2 separate regions of the Homo sapiens genome follow, and region 2 is linked to region 1. Evidence: read pairs that join two places in POLR2A ChIA-PET (ENCODE). Cell type or tissue: Caco-2. All regions are shown on one strand. Each heading gives the region's core, and the rest is flanking DNA. Links, peaks and the distances in the headings are about the cores only.

The links. ChIA-PET counts read pairs that join two places held together with the same protein. Peaks named below come from ENCODE experiments on the same cell type or tissue, not always from the same donor. Only the 100,000 strongest peaks of a DNase experiment are listed, where the experiment ranks them.
Region 2: POLR2A ChIA-PET joins it to region 1 with 5 read pairs; 3 of 35 experiments call an interaction of 5 or more read pairs at or near these places.

The regions. Positions count from the first base shown.
Region 1 is chr14:24,870,119-24,873,037 of GRCh38, reverse strand. The region is part of intron 2 of STXBP6 (syntaxin binding protein 6); the gene reads left to right. Among named protein-coding and RNA genes, the nearest start is that of STXBP6, 180 kb to the left of the region's middle. In Caco-2, for the core only: no CTCF peak of the experiment used is centred there; a DNase peak (open chromatin) is centred at 1,467.
Region 2 is chr14:24,927,278-24,930,196 of GRCh38, reverse strand. All of the region lies in intron 2 of STXBP6 (syntaxin binding protein 6), which reads left to right. Among named protein-coding and RNA genes, the nearest start is that of STXBP6, 120 kb to the left of the region's middle. In Caco-2, for the core only: no CTCF peak of the experiment used is centred there; no DNase peak of the experiment used is centred there.

The DNA of each region.
Region 1 (2,919 bases), core at 126-2,625:
GCTTAACCTATTAAATTACAAATAAAAAACAACCTGGCAGTTTAGGACGAACCATTTGCTTGCAAATAGCATGTTTCCATTATGTTTCTGAATCAGATTCGGCACAACAAAGTCCCAAAATGAATGTTACAGAGAAAAATAAAAAACATTTTGGGAAAGGCAAGAAGTGTGAGCTGGATTTCTGAGGAAAGCCATGTGGCAGAGGGAAGATGTAGACTTGGCCTGTGAAGGATGGACACACGTTAGATTTGGAGGAGGTGGCTGTGAAGGCATCCCAGGCATGCACAGAGTTCTAACTATAAGGATCTAAGGATGATGGCCTGTGGTCAAGAGGGTAGCCATTGCACTACCACTGGGTGGACCGTGGCATCTCCCTACTCTCGTTGACTTCCTTGACCTCTTTAGCAGAGACATATAGGAGAGAGGCATTCACTCTATCCTTGTAACAACATCAAACCCTAAAGTGGCCTTTGTTAGTCACTGTGTCAGTCACTTCCTCTAAGGCTGCTTAGAATTGTCATGATTTTGTCAACTCTTAGGGTTTTGTGATGGCCTATGTGTCTCTGCTATACAGGGTCTCAAGTGCCTTGGAACTCCAAAATGTGCATGCCTAGCATTGTATGTTATCACTGACTTCAGGTATGAAGTCACAGCAGCTGAGAAAAGATTCAATAAAAAGACACTTGGAGAACTGTGGCCGGTTATCTTATTTGTAATTCCTGATTTGCCAATGTAGGTTTGCATTGCCAGGCACAAATACATTTGTCTTTCCTTTTTTTATATTTTATTTTGCATTTTACTCCTCAATGCTTATCTTCTGAGACCCATTTGGATTTCTTATTCATACTAGAGAGTGTCTAGGAATCTGCCGATTTGCTAATAGACTAAAATTTCTGTTTGAAAAAGTAAGTCTTCGTGGGAATTTTGGCATAGTTTAGTTTCTCTGTTTATTTGTTTGATATTGTTAGTTCCTGGAAAATTTTCCTTCTTTATAGAAGTGCTGGTACTGCTTAGTGCTAAGGTATGCGGGAGGCCCAGCAAAGGCTAATTAAGAAATTACTCTGTTGGCCATGGAGGTCTGGGCCCATGGAGTCAGATGGAGGCACCAGATTATTAGTAAAGACTCTCGAGCAGATGCATTGCCTTTGTGTCCTCACACATCCCAGAGAGGCAGGTTCTTTTAAAGTTACTAGCTCTGATGAGTCAGGTGAATGTTTTGATCCATGGTCCCAGGCAATGATATTTGAGTTTAGGTTATGGAAAGACATCAGAGTTCCTGAGTTAGTGATATTCACATTTGGAAAATGTGCTCCATTCTTATCACAAGCTCTCCAGGCACCATCCAGTAGTGGGCCATGGCTTGAAAGCAGCAACGCCATGCAGACAGTCCTTGCTCTGGAGAGGAGATATTTTATCATTTGCTTCTGCAGGTAGTAAATATTCAGCTGGTTGCTGCATTGTGAGTGTTCTTGTAACCTTTGGCCCCTGACAGCATCATCTGGCACATTCCTAATGTACAGCTTGATGAAGCAAGACCTACAGCACATATTCATGGAAGTTATTCTTTCTCCATGGGAGTTATTCAAGCCATGGCAACTACTAGTTACACCTACCAACAGACTTCACGCAACACCTTTCATTTTTTAATCTTTTCTTCCTCAGTGCCATCTTCCTACTTCCAACAACCTATCACCCAATATTAATAGTGTTCATTCAGTGGATATGCTCTATTGATGTTTACTGTGTGTAAGGAACTCTGCTAAACACCTAGCTCTACTTTGATTGGGAATGGGAGCTGGAGAAGGGATAGAAGTAGAAGCCATGCCTCTCCAGTGTGAAGTTCTTTAGTGAGGAAAGGAGATAGCTTTTTCTCTCTTAAGGAGTTTAAAATGGGCTTCCTGCCATATGAAAGTAGTGAAAAAAGAACATAATGGGATGCAAAATATTGGCGTGGTTTCTAGAGAAAAAAAAAAAACATGTTTCAAATGTCAATTACATTTTTCTCTGATCTCTTTAAGAATATGGCCAAAGAATGAGCCTATAAAGCACCGTGGCAGATAACAAGATGGCCATGAGCATGTAGCATCTTAGTTTTTTAAAATGCTGGCATACTCAAATAGCAGTACTGACCAGTCCAACTCTGAATGTGAACTTGTTGTGTTTCGTATTTTTGTGATGCATTTTTAAACCATTCTACTTAGATCTGAAGGGGGACATGGAGAGCTCAGCTAGGGTCAATGGAGGACCACACAGGTGGTGGTGATGGGGTAGGGAGTCTATTTAGGAAGACTAAGTGAACCAGGACAATTTGAACATGAAGAAAACTGGAGACCATTTAAATGACAAATTTCAAGAATAGAAAATATAAGCAAATGCAAATGGCTGTAGTCATAATCTGAAAGAAGAGTTTCTTGTCACGCTTTTTAAGTATTAGGATGGGTTGTAAGTTATTTTTATGAGAGTAAAAAAGTTAGAAAAAGACACTAAAATAATGTATCTTAGAAGGTAACATGCCCAAAGGTAACATTTGGAGTGGAGAATAAACGTCTTGAGATATCTTCCCACTCTATAACTCTGTATTACCTTGATTACATAGGCAGAAGTACAAACCGTACATGTAAAATCGGTTAAGTGAACTTTAATTATGTCAAATTGGTGTAATAGGCTGAACAGAACTTTAGTTTGTACATTAAAAGAATGCAAAACATTGCTTTTGAAGGGGCCAATAGAAGTTATAATTTGCAGTGTTTTGTTGATCTAGGGACTTCACATATTTGGCCCCTCGTTAAGTACAGCTTTAAACCTAATATAGGTTACCTTCCAATGCAGAGTTGATGATTTCTGCCTCAAATTCCAGTCAAAGTAAACTGAGGTTTTAGTACCAAAATAATTTTATGCAAAGGGTTTGAAAATTCAAAA
Region 2 (2,919 bases), core at 109-2,608, 57 kb before region 1:
GGGTCTGCTCTGCAGAACGGTGGGATGAGCCATCTGAGCAATATGTTACCACTTAAAGTAGATTTCACCTCCAAAAGTGGATTCGTTGCAAGCTAACAGAAGCATAGCAAGTCTTGACAAAATTTAATGAAATAAAATATTTCTGTAGCTATGGCCTGGGGAATATTTGTCAGTTAAAGTGCCTGTAAATGTTTCAGCCTTCTATCTAGAGGACACAGTCATATTCTTTTTTGCATATAACAAAGTGGTGCTTTGTGATGGGGAGGCTACATATTTTCTAGATTCTTTAGAAGCCAGTATGGTATGGTACTGCTACCCCTTCTGCCAGGATACACTTTCCTAAGAACTGGGATCAGAGGGGAAGAAGGGAAAAGAAGTTAGTGGAACACGTTCTCTTGACAGTAGTGATTCCAGTTCATTGAGCGATGCCCAGGGCGAAGGAGAGGTCATTTGACCATCTTTCGTAGAACATTATTTCACTACTTAGGCCATTTAAAGCTGGTGCAGCCTATAAAATTTTGTTACTGATATAAAAATATCTAATTTGAAGAAATTCCACTTGTGCTATGTATTCGTTTAGTGCTGGAAGTCTAAATAGGAAACCAGACAAATGTTTATTAGCTTCCTTGGAAGTTCAGCAATAAAACTTCCTGAAACTGCCAACGTGGGCATGAATGCCCTTTAGGACTGCAAACTATTACTTTAAATCTCTGCAGTCTCCAGTAAAAGACAAAATAATTTGCTGTATCAGAAAGGGAATGGTTTGGACTATATATTGCCATAAGTATATGGAGACATTTAGAAATGTGGCCTTTTGCTTAGGTGTTTCATGTCTTAAAGCACATTATGGGGGAAACAGCTTCAGCTCTCTGTAGGCATGTGGAAAGTTGTAATGGAAAATGCAAGGGTAAGTGTCCAGAGAATTGGAAGACTGAAAGGCTTCTGAGAACTCCTTGATTTTAGAACAGGTTCATCTGAAATGCCTATGACTTTTCAAAGAGAATAATTTTCCAGAAAGCTACAGATTTTATTCAGATATCCAGTTTGTGCTTGGGATTGGTTGAAGAATAAATTTGTGAAAAGTAGATTTTTTTGGAGGCCTTTTTTCACTTTGTATTTCTGAGCATAGCTATGAGGCTTGAAAACCTGAAAGGTGTGTTACCCTTAGTTCTTCTGCTGAACTTTCTACCTGATATCTTCTGTCATCTGTTGGCCTTGTGGAATGTCACACTATTTTTTTTTTAATCTAGTGCCTGTGTTGGGTTTTAATGGAAATTTCCAACACAAGGAAACTACTTGGATTGATTATCCAAAGGGCTTTTATTTTTTGGTCAATTTAAAGAACTCTAAAAACTATTTTCTTTTTAATATTCATGCTCTAGAACACTAGCAATATTTATATTCTGAGGGTGCATGGTCTCAAGTACCTTTGGAATGAATAAATCAAAATAAACAATGATCAGATAGAACAGCTGCAAGCCTGACTTGGAGGCTTTGAGCTGGTGATTGCATGTTTTTGCTTTAATCACTAAGATACTAAATGATTTCGGCTCTGTGTTTCTTGCTTCTATATTTAGGTTTATCAGTATCTGAAGCAGTTGCTAAAGAGCTGGAAAGTGGTGTCAAAAGCTGGGTAGGTTATCCAATTCTAATTTGTTTTCACAGTATGAGGTTGTTAATAGACTAATAAGCTAGTAGGAAAAGAAATAATGGATTTATGAACTAGAGACACTATTAAAATTCTAAATGAGCAGCTTAGCATATGGCTGTGATCAGAATAAAAAGAAAACTTGGAGGAAAAAAACAAAAAAAAAGCAAAACAAACCAAGGATGCTTGGTTTGTTTAGAAACATTGACAGGGGGTAAGGTTAATAAGAGGTGAACTGGAATCTTTCTATATCCCAGTATATTCTCTCCCACTTTTCAGTTTTTTCCATGGTAGTGCTGGGGGAGCCAAACTCCCTTCCTCAGTATAAGTGTACATAGTTTTCAATTTCCAGTTGTTAATGATGTGCATTTGTATAGATTAGGCCTGGTTTCCTAAGGAAAGTGAGAAGAGGAAGTTCGTAGGGTGCTGACAGATCAATCTAACGAGGGATTTATTATTCTAAATTCCGAAGGACCGTTTTGCAGTAGGTAGGGCTTTCAGAGCACCTCTGTGTTTCAGCTTTCTATTTTCTCCTCATCCCTTCCTCCACTCAGTTGTCTCTGTGTGCAGAGGTATAACAACATTGGATAGTAATTCAAAGGCTGTCTGTGTGGTAAACTAAGATTAATGAGAATTAAATCCCTGACTGATTATATGCTCTCCAGAACTAGAGGAAAAAAAAAGAGTTTTTATTAAAGTTGCAAGTATAAAGGTTTGAGAAATTTTCACTTTAAAGGTTAACATAACCCACTGAAGGGAGGGGGAAAACTGTCCTAAAGAAAAATAAGCCCTGAACATCTGAACATATATCGTTGACATTTCTGCTAATGTCACTTGAAGGAAGGCTACTGTAATCCATCCCTTGGACAAAGGACATAGAGAGACTATGTGTCTGTCGCAGCACAAAAGCAGAGAAAAAGACAACGTCAGAAGTGATTTAGAAAATAAATAAACTGTTCTTTGAAGATGTCTTTAGAGGAAAGGTTATTGCAAAGTATGATAGTTACAAACACTTTCTCAGCAAATCTAGATTTGAGTGATATTACTCCTAGGGTTTTTGAAGGATTTTGAGCACAAATATGTTCTGCCTTTGGCAATTATAGATAAAATGCAAAAATATTGTTGCTTTTTCCACTTCACTCTATTTTAGAAAGGCGTCAACACAGCTCAGAGGCCAAGGAGGAAACAAAGTCGGCCACTGAGAACCAAAGATTAACATTTCAGGGAATGTGGATTGCTCACCCAGGAGGGTGGGTGCAGAAGGACCCTCT